Regions from separate parts of the Homo sapiens genome. Here region 2 is linked to region 1. The links are chromatin contacts, found by Hi-C or POLR2A ChIA-PET in ENCODE. All regions are on one chromosome and are shown on one strand. The core of a region is the stretch at or near the end of the contact, and the rest is flanking DNA. Distances in the headings are between cores, read along the strand shown. Region 1 overlaps FETUB (fetuin B). Region 2 overlaps ST6GAL1 (ST6 beta-galactoside alpha-2,6-sialyltransferase 1).

Region 1 (4,986 bases), core at 759-3,258:
CTGAGTCCACATCCACAGGATAGCCAGTCAAAGACCTGTTATGCCTTGTTTCAGTCGCAATATGGTCCTGCAGAATAAGCAAGACAAATTCAGAAACAGGGAACTGCTGGCTTGGATGTGATTCAAGCCTCTGAGACATTAAATTCAGCGTCCCAAAGAAACCTTACCTCAAGCCACAGGGAGAAGTTATTTCCATGAAAATATTCAATCCCTTTCCAGAAGTGTTTATTGCGCACTTATTATAAGGTAGCCTGGTATATTTGAGAGGCAGTTTATATTTGAGGTGTATTTGTGCCTGGTATATTTGAAGCAGTTGAAACAGGACACTTGGGATCCAGTTTTGCTCTGGTACCTGTGAGCTGTGTAACAGGCACACACTTACCTGTTCGAGTTTTGGTTGCCTCATTTATAAAATGGGATTGCGACACTGCATCATTCAGATCCCTGTGAGAAGCAAGTGAAAGGACCTGAATGAAGGGTGCTGTACAAGGCCTGGTGCAGAATAAACAAGCAAGGAAAGGCACCTGCTGCTTCCACTACTGGGAACAGAAAGAGAGCTTGCTGGAGACTTCGAGTGAGTCATTGAACCTCTCTGGGCCATTATTCAGCTCTGAAATTGTGAGACTTACAGTCTCACAGTCAAGCTTCTACAGGTCCTGGTTCCCCCTGGCCCTTATCTGTTTTGTTTTTTAACCCTTTCACCAGGAGGCCCATCCCTCTACCTAGTCTCCCTTTGAAATGTTCCAACAGAAAGGCACAGATCAGCTTAGGCTGGTACTAGGCATGGGAGGACTTTCCCTGTGGAACTCTACATTCAAAAATGTTCTCATTCCAGGCTCCAGCCACTGGAAGTGAAAACTCTGCTGTTAACCAGAAACCTACAAACCTTCCCAAGGTGGAAGAATCCCAGCAGAAAAACACCCCCCCAACAGACTCCCCCTCCAAAGCTGGGCCAAGAGGATCTGTCCAATATCTTCCTGACTTGGATGATAAAAATTCCCAGGAAAAGGGCCCTCAGGAGGCCTTTCCTGTGCATCTGGACCTAACCACGAATCCCCAGGGAGAAACCCTGGATATTTCCTTCCTCTTCCTGGAGCCTATGGAGGAGAAGCTGGTGGTCCTGCCTTTCCCCAAAGAAAAAGCACGCACTGCTGAGTGCCCAGGGCCAGCCCAGAATGCCAGCCCTCTTGTCCTTCCGCCATGAGAATCACACAGAGTCTTCTGTAGGGGTATGGTGCGCCGCATGACATGGGAGGCGATGGGGACGATGGACAGAGACAGAGCGTGCACACGTAGAGTGGCTAGTGAAGGACGCCTTTTTGACTCTTCTTGGTCTCAGCATGTTGACTGGGATTGGAAATAATGAGACTGAGCCCTCGGCTTGGGCTGCACTCTACCCTGTACACTGCCTTGTACCCTGAGCTGCATCACCTCCTAAACTGAGCAGTCTCATACCATGGAGAGATGCCTCTCTTATGTCTTCAGCCACTCACTTATAAAGATACTTATCTTTTCAGCAGTATATATGTGCTGAAATCTCAGCATGAAAGCATTGCATGAGTAAAGATACTTTCCCTAACACCGGGAGGCGTGAGCAACTAATGCCCAGCACAGTTTCAGTCCCTAAATTCCCTTTAATTCCAGGACAGGTATTAGCTGCGTAGGGCCCATACCATTTCCAACCCTCTACCTCTTTTCATCTGTCTGGAAGTCTCCAGGTCTCAACAGTGGGGTAATTCACTTAGAGCTGGAGGCACATAGAAGGGAAGTGCACATGTGGCCTGTGCTAGACACTGTGGGAGCAGCAGACCGTGACAGTTCTCATCACTGTTACAATTTCTCTAGGACAGTTAGAGGAGGGCTCATCACAGCATTCAATTACAGTCTACGTTTTCCTTCTTTCAAACACTGCAGGGCCAATTTCCCCTCATTCAGTGATACCTATGTGCACACGCACACATGCACAGCAGATAAGACTTTGGACATTTTGACAGAGAATTTGCAGATGCAGCTATTGTCCTCTATCTTGGTGGCTGTTAGAAGAGGCACACAGGCCTCAGCATAATTTGCATAAGAGACGTAGACAATGTTCACACTCTGTTCCTCTTATCTGCTTCTCATAAGAAGGAAGTGATTATGTGGGGGTGTCATGTGGGGTCTTACACCGTGTTGGTCAGGGTCTGAAAGAAGCAGAATTGTACTCAGGTGGCTCAACTAAAAAGACTTCAGTTGGCTCAGCGTGCTGGCTCATGCTTGTAATCCCAGCACTTTGGGAGGCTGAGGCGGCCAGATCACCGGAGGTCAGGAGTTTGAGACCAGCCTGGCCAACATGGTGAAACCCTGTCTCTACTAAAAATACAAAAATTAGCCGGGCATGGTGGTACATATCTGTAATCCCAGTCACTCGGGAGGCTGAGGCAGGAGAATCGCTTGAACCTGGGAGGTGGAGGCTGCAGTGAGCTGAGATAATGCCACTGTTCGCCACCAGCATGGGTAACAGAGCTAGACGCCATCTCAAAAAAAGAAAAAGACTTCAGTGAAGGGACCTTTAGTGAAGGCTTGTTGCCCAGGCTAAGGGAAGGCCAAGGGATGCTGAGGCACCTGGACAGCCTTTGCCACCCGAGGCTGAGCAGGAGCAGGAGTGGCTAGCTTCCCCGCTCTGTTGGAACTATCCTGTGGAGAAGCCGCCCTGCAGAAGCCGCCCTGGTGGAGGGATGCAGCCCCTGCAGAACCCGGTGCTGGAACGAGAAGGAGCAGGGAATAAGCACCCTCCCCTCTCCCTCCCTTCCTGTTTCCTTCCAATCTCCTCCTCCCAATGGCTCTTTGAACTCAATGGTAAACTAGCCAGCAGGGAGAGCCTGGGTTATTCAATTCCCTGGAGCCAGCCTGGGAGACAAGACCAGGCAGAGAAAATCAAAGGATGGGCCTGAGGCAAACAGAGAGAAACCATTAGGAGCCTTAGCTGGGGTTTCCCAAGGGGTGTTCTATAAGGCCCTTCTCTACTGGTAAAAGGATGGGGAAGGGCCTCAGACTTTGTTTCTCCTTCTATCTACCACCTCCTTTGTCTTTCCATGGCTTAATTCGTGAAAAACTAGATTGTTCCCATGCTTGCCACTTCCCCACCACCTCTTCATTCCTTAGGTCACAGTAATGTGAATCTATCTCTTTTCCCATAACCCACTGACTTGGTGTTCCCTAACAATCTTTTATTTTAAATTAAAAAAAAAATTTCTGTTCACTTTTACTTACACTTTCAAGCATCTGGCAATGCTGACTTTGCTTGCTCTTCAGATTTTTTCAAGGAGATTGTGTCCCACAGCCTCCAGGTTTTTCTTCTAGCTTTCTGACCACTCCCCCTCATATCCCACCTTGGGCTCCTCTTCTCTGGCTCATCTCTTAGATGCTGTTTCTCTGGCTTTCAGTCCTTGATCTTTTTTTCTTACTCTGCAGACTCAGTGCAGACAAGCTAATCTGCATCCTTGTCAATAGTTGCAAAATGCTGCATTTATTACTGATCTGAGGCTGTTGTGTTCAAGTCATCAGTAGTTTGCAAATTGCTAACACTAATCTTCTACGACAAAATTTCAGGAGCTGAGTATTTCTAGTTATACAATATTAAGAGTTACCTCAGCTGAATGTTTAAAAAGAACATATTCAACAATAGGAAAATGAGCAACCCAATTTAAAAATGGGCAAAACATTTAAAAAAAATGAGATCGTGTCTTTCGCAGGAACATGGATGGAGCTGAAGGTTATTATCCTTAGCAAACTAATGCAGGAACAGAAAACCAAATATCGCATGCTCTCACTTATAAGTGGGAGCTAAATAATGAGAACACATGGACACATAGAGGGAAACAACACACACTGGGACCTACTCAAGGGTGGAGGGTGGGAGGAGGGAGAGGGTCAGAAGAAAATGACTGTTTGGTAGTAGGCTTAGTACTTGCCTGACAAATAATCTGTACTACAAACCCCTGCGACATGAGTTTACCTATATAACAAATGTGCACATGTACCCATTAACTTAAGATAGAAGTTAAAAAAAATAAAAATAAAAATGGGCAAAAGATTTAAACCTCACCAAAAAAAAAAAAAAGGTAAGTGAACATCTGAAATTCTGAACTTCAGTGAACTTCATATGTCATCAAAGAAATGCAAATTATAACAACGAGATATCACTACATATCCGTCAGAATGGCCAAAATCCAGAACACTGACAATACTAAATGGTAGCAAGGATATGGAGCAAAAGGAACTTCTCATTCATTGCTGCTGGGAATGCAAATGGTACAGCCACTTTGGAAGACAGTTTGGCAGTTACTTTCAAAACTTAACATACTCTTATCATATGCTCCAGTAGTCACACTCCTTGGTATTTACCCAAATGATCTGAAAACTTATGTCCATAGAAAAACCCACACATGAATATTCACAGCACATCTGCTCATAATTGCTAAAATTTGGAAGCAACAAACTGTCCTTCACCAGGTGAGTGGATAAGTAAATCCTGACAATGGAATATTATTTGGCACGAAAAAGGAATATGAATATCGAGCCACAAAAAGACATGGAGGAAACTTAAATACATATTACTGAGTGAAAGAAACCAATCTGAAAAGATTAACTACTGTATGGTTCCAACTATATGACATTTGGAAAAGGCAAAATTATGAAGACAGTAAAAAGATCACTGGTTGCCAGTGGTTAGCAAGGAGACAGGGATGGACTATGTGGAGCACAGAGGATTTTTAGTCAGTGAAACTATTCTGTATGCTACTACAATGGTGGATACATTTCATTATACATTTGTCAAAACCCATAGATGTACAACATCAAGGATGCATGCTGATGTAAGCCATGGACTTTAGGTTATAACTATGTGTCAGTGTAAGTTCATCGGTTGTAACAAATGTGCTGCTAGTGTTCAGAGGTTTATAGCAGGGGAGGCTGTGAGCGTGAGGGGCAGATGTAGGGACTACATAG
Region 2 (4,986 bases), core at 1,759-4,258, 350 kb after region 1:
TCAGATTTGTAATAGACACATTAAAAAAGCAAAAAGAGGCCGGGCATGGTGGCTCGTGCCTATAATTCCAGCACTTTGGGAAGCTGAGGCAGGAGGATCACTTGAGCCCAGGAGTTAGAGACCAGCCTGGGCAACACCCTGTCTCTATTGTTATTTTTATAAAATTTAATTGTTTAAAAAATACGGGAAGTAAAAAGAAACAGATGAAATTAATTTAAACAACATAGAACTACACAGGGGTTAAGGGCACTAGCTCCCTGTGCAGTTGAAAGTCCATGTATATTTTCTGAAAGTAGACTCTGAAAAATAAGAAAAAGAAAGAAAATCCACGTATAACTTTTGACGGTCCCTAAACTTAATACGAATATCCTGTTAACCAGAAGCCTTACTGATAACATAAAAAACTGATGAACACATATTTTATATGTTATGTGTTTTATATACTGTATTCTTGTAATAAAGTAAGCTAGGGAAAAGAATGTTAGGAAAATCATAAGAAAGAGAAAATGTATTTATTATTTAGTAAGTGGAAGTGGATCCTCATAAAGGTCTTCATCCTCATCATCTTCACATTGAGCAGGCTGAGGAGGAGGAAGAGGAGGGATTGGGTTTGTTTCAGGAATGGCAGAGGTAGAAGGAGGGCGAGGGGGAGGCAGGAGAGACAGGCACACTTAGTGTAACTTTTATTGAAAAAATCTGCATATAAATGGAACTGTGCTGTTTAAGGATCAACTGTATTTTATTTAACTCAATATATTCAAAATACTCTTACTTTCTCATGTAATCAATATAAAATTACGAATCATACTTTCTACATTCCTTTTTCCATAAGAAATCTTCAGTGTGTATTTTTACACTTACAGCACGTCTCATCTGGCCTAGCCACATCTGGCTAGTGGCTGTTGCATTGTGGAGCCCAGTTCTAAGCATTTTACGTATATTATTTCATATAGTTCAATAATCACGTGAAAAGTTTATTACAGAACTATCTAATGGTTGAGGAAATGAAGCCCAGAGAGGTTAGGTAACTTGCCTGGGGGGCACGAAGCTGGAAAGCAACAGAACTGGATCCTGGCCTCTCCCTCCTCTTCCCACTGTGGCCAACTGCCAGCCGACCAGGAAGGGGGCCCGGGGGCAATGCAGGGGTATCTTATTTCCAAACCATTGTTAAACTTGCTCTTGTGGAGGCAGCTGGCCCTGGGGAAGTAAAGGGAATCCTCCTTTTTAAATGCATATGCGAAAGTTAAGGGAATCCTTTCACTAGGCGGTAAGCCTCTGTCTAGGGCCGTGGGACCATTAACACCACTCGCCTCGTAGAAGGTGTGTGTCATTCAAGGTGATAATGCATAGGAACAGCTCAGCTATGTCAGGGCCAGGCCATTATGGGTGCTGAATAAATGTGTTTCTGTCCCCTATGCTAAGGCAAGACATCCGGGGAAGAAGTAGGCCCGGATTTGTCGCCTTGAAGGAAGACTACTATAATCTCTTTTTTTTTTTTTTTTGAGACGGAGTCTCACTCCGTAGCCCAGACTGGAGTGCAGTGGCACGATCTCGGCTCACTGCAAGCTCCGCCTCCCTGGTTCAGGCCATTCTCCTGCCTCAGCCTCCCGAGTAGCTGGGACTACAGGAGTGCACCACTGCGCCTGGCTAATTTTGTATTTTTAGTAGAGATGGGGTTTCACCGTGTTAGCCAGGATGGTCTCGATCTCCTGACCTCATGATCCTCCCGTCTTGGCCTCCTAAAGCACTGGGATTACAGTCATGAGCCACCGTGTCCAGCCAAGACTACTATATTCTAATGGAGGGTAAGTGGAGTAGGAGGGCCATGTGCGTGCTCTGGGGGCAACAAACTTGGTGCTAAACTTGTTTTTCTTGTTTTACTCACAAACATTATGACAGCAGTAAAGATACACTTTTATTTATTTATATTTTTTTTAGAGACAGAGTCCTCCTCTGTTGCCCAGGCTGGAGTGGCTATTGTAGTTCACTGCAGCCTTGAACTTGTGGGCTTGGGATCCTCCTGTCTCAGCCTCCTGAGTAGCTGGGACTATAGGCGTGCACTATCACACTGAGCTATTTTAAGAACATTTTTGTAGAGTATGTTGGCCAGACGGATCTTGAACCTCTGGCCTCCAGCATTCTTCCTGCCTTGGCCTCTCAAAGTGATGGGATTCATAAGCATGAGTCATGGTGCCCAGCCAAGATACATTTTTAAAATGTATCCTGCCTCCTGACACATTACTGTTCACTTGTAACAATGGTCACTTGTAATCATAGTCTGTTTGCAAAGCAAGCTTTTAATAGAATTACAATTTTAGTGTTGACCAAAAGTTTATTTTGGGCCGGATGTGGTGGCTCACGTCTGTAATCTCAGCACTTTGGGAGGCTGAGGTGGGTGGATCACCTGAGGTTAGGAGTTCGAGACCAGCCTGGCCAACATGGTGAAACCCCATCTCTACTAAAAATACAAAAAAAAAAAAAAAAAATTAGCTAGGCTTGGTGGAGGTGCCCGTAATCCCAGCTACTCGGGAGGCTGAGGCAGGAGAATCGCTTGAACCCGGGAGGCCGAGGTGGCAGTGAGCCAAGATTTTGCCATTGCACTCCAGCCTGGGTGACAAGATCGAGACTCTGGCTCAAAAAAAAGTTTATTTTGTTTCTATAAACATTGTTTTTCATCTTTATAGTGCATGTCTTTTGTTAATGGCTTCATAGGCAATCGATGGACTTCTGGATCACAATTTTGCTTGTTCCTATGGCTAGATATTTAGGTTGTTCCAAATTTTCTCAGCATTACATTTGATGCTACAGTAGGCACCCACACATTTATGTTTCTTTTCTGTTTTTCAACTATTGTTGGTTGTTCTGAGGTATTTTCGTAAGGTTTCACTTCTGTTTTCCCAGCCATGAGTGATACATGAGCACAACTGTTTTGCTATTAATCACCAGCATTGGGTGTGAAAATTTACTCAAAGTTTTGCTAAATTTAACTGGAGTAGAAATGGGCCATGCATTTGTGCGTACTTCCCCAGATGCTTTTTAGAACAGTGCTTGTGTAACTGACCAGAGTGTCAGGTGAGGCCATTGTTGGCAGAAAGGTGCCTTCCTCGGGAGAAGGTGGGTTACACAGCTTTTCTTTGCAGATGAATGGTGAGAGCCAAACCCGAAGACCCACAGGTTTCAAGCTGGCCATGTGGCTTCACTAAGTTTGGCCTCAACTTCCCACAGTGGCACAGAAGCGAGGTAGAACTCAGTGTTCCTACCCGAACCCTGGACATTCTGAAATGTCCACAGCCCGAGGAAAGGGATGACCTGCATGTCACTTTCCATACCCTCCACTGCACATAGATCTGTCTCAGGCATTGAATCAGAGGGATGTGTGACTTTGGACAAATTATTTTACCTTTCTCTGCCTCATTTCTTCATCTAAAATCAGGTGACAGCAATGTCTCCCTGTAATATTGCAGTGGGGATTAAATCTGTTAATACTTGAAAAGTGCTGAGATCAGTGCCTGGCACATAAGTAGTGCTCAATAACTGTTGTAAACCTGGGTTTGGATCTCACTTCCATTGCTTTCTGGAGGCCCACTTTGGTCAAATGGCTGACCTTTCTGGACTTCAGCTTCATCTGTAAAATGGGATTATGGCATCTACTTCAGCATCATGTTAGGGGTTTAAGTGAGAAAATGCATTTCACACAGTGTCCTGCACATAAAGGGCCCACCATATATGTAATGAAAAACAAACAAACGGCCGGGCTCAGTGGCTCACTCCTGTAATCTCAGCACTTTGGGAGGCCCAGGCGGGCAGATCACGAGGTCAGGAGTTTGAGACCAGCCTGGTCAACATGGTGAAACCCCGTCTCTACTAAAAATACAAAAATTAGCCGGGTGTGGTGGCGCGCGCCTGTAATCCCAGCTACTCAGGAGGCTGAGGCAGGAGAATTGCTTGAACCCGGGAGGCGGAGGTTGCAGTGAGCCGAGATCACGCCACTGCACTCCAGCCTGGACAACAGAGTGAGACTTTGTCTCAAAAAAAAAAAAAAAACCCAAAAACAAAACAAACAAACAATGTTTTTAGCTTTATTTTCTACTCTACCAAAGAGAGAGCTTTGTTGCCTTATATTGGTGTTGTAATTAGCTGTTAGATCTGACCATATTTTCTGTTATGGTGTATTTTTAAGTCCACATTCTAGGTTTAAGGCCATCTTGAAACAAATGGGAGGCAAATCAACATTTTCGTGTGTCTGAAGCTTTTAATGTAATTTTGTTTTGGAGATGAATGAGCTCATAATTCCACAAAGAAGGGATGATATTTCATATACTTATTAGTTTAGTGATTTCCCTCCCACACTTAGTGTCAAACTGTCAGGTTTATGGAAGCTATCAAATGTTTCTTTATGCTCAGCAGCACAGATCAAAGTTGTCTACATGATAAGGTAAAAAACATATTCTTTAGGAAATGCAAAGAAATGACCCAAAAGACCCTTGAGCACAGCTCATTCCTCTCCCTGGTCTGTCCAACTTTCCCTCAGGAAAAGTCAATGTAGTCATTATGTCTGGAAAATGCCAAGGACTTCTTTCCCTCATTTTTTACATGGCCTTGCACTCTGTGAGGCATTGGCTGGGAGGTTCATTGTGGCTTTCTTGCCGCTAAGCATCTCCTCTCTGCCAACATCTCATCAATTCCTGTCTGTGCCAATTACCTTTGCTTAGGATTTGGGGTGAGGAAAGTTGTGTGATTTGTCTGTTTCTGTTTCTGGGTAAAATCTCAACTCTGGGCGTATCAGCAGAAAGGGTTCTGAAATGTCCCTTGATTCAGATGATTCTGAATCAATAGCATGTATGTGTGTGTGCATAATTACCCTTACCCAGAAAATTCTCCATTATAATTCTTTAAAAGCACAGGTTCACAAATTATTAGAAAGTATATTTTGTATACTATTTACGGTAGCAAAATATCAAATGCAAGAAGCAAGTTTAATTAAAG

Evidence for each region. A loop is a pair of places that touch in the nucleus more often than their neighbours do. ChIA-PET counts read pairs that join two places held with the same protein, here RNA polymerase II (POLR2A). Pooled maps may share reads with other maps.
Region 2: a loop to region 1 is called in a pooled map, with 2.6 times the contacts of the local background. The contact joins two enhancer-like sites. A Hi-C loop is called at or near these places in 1 of 50 pooled maps. POLR2A ChIA-PET finds 5 or more read pairs at or near these places in 2 of 52 experiments (WTC11 and activated T-cell).

The regions. Positions count from the first base shown.
Region 1 is chr3:186,651,428-186,656,413 of GRCh38, forward strand. FETUB (fetuin B) reads left to right here. Exons shown (of 7, transcript NM_014375.3): 7 at 836-1,714. The coding sequence ends at 1,204. The region is part of intron 1 of HRG-AS1 (HRG and FETUB antisense RNA 1); the gene reads right to left. Among named protein-coding and RNA genes, the nearest start is that of HRG-AS1, 12 kb to the right of the region's middle. Within about 2 kb of position 2,009, at least 4 of the 41 ENCODE cell types and tissues checked have a DNase peak (open chromatin) inside an H3K27ac peak, as active enhancers do.
Region 2 is chr3:186,997,928-187,002,913 of GRCh38, forward strand. All of the region lies in intron 2 of ST6GAL1 (ST6 beta-galactoside alpha-2,6-sialyltransferase 1), which reads left to right. Among named protein-coding and RNA genes, the nearest start is that of ST6GAL1, 70 kb to the left of the region's middle. RefSeq lists enhancers at 443-1,333, 1,334-2,224, 2,763-2,982, 2,993-3,042, 3,183-3,302. Within about 2 kb of position 3,009, at least 10 of the 41 ENCODE cell types and tissues checked have a DNase peak (open chromatin) inside an H3K27ac peak, as active enhancers do.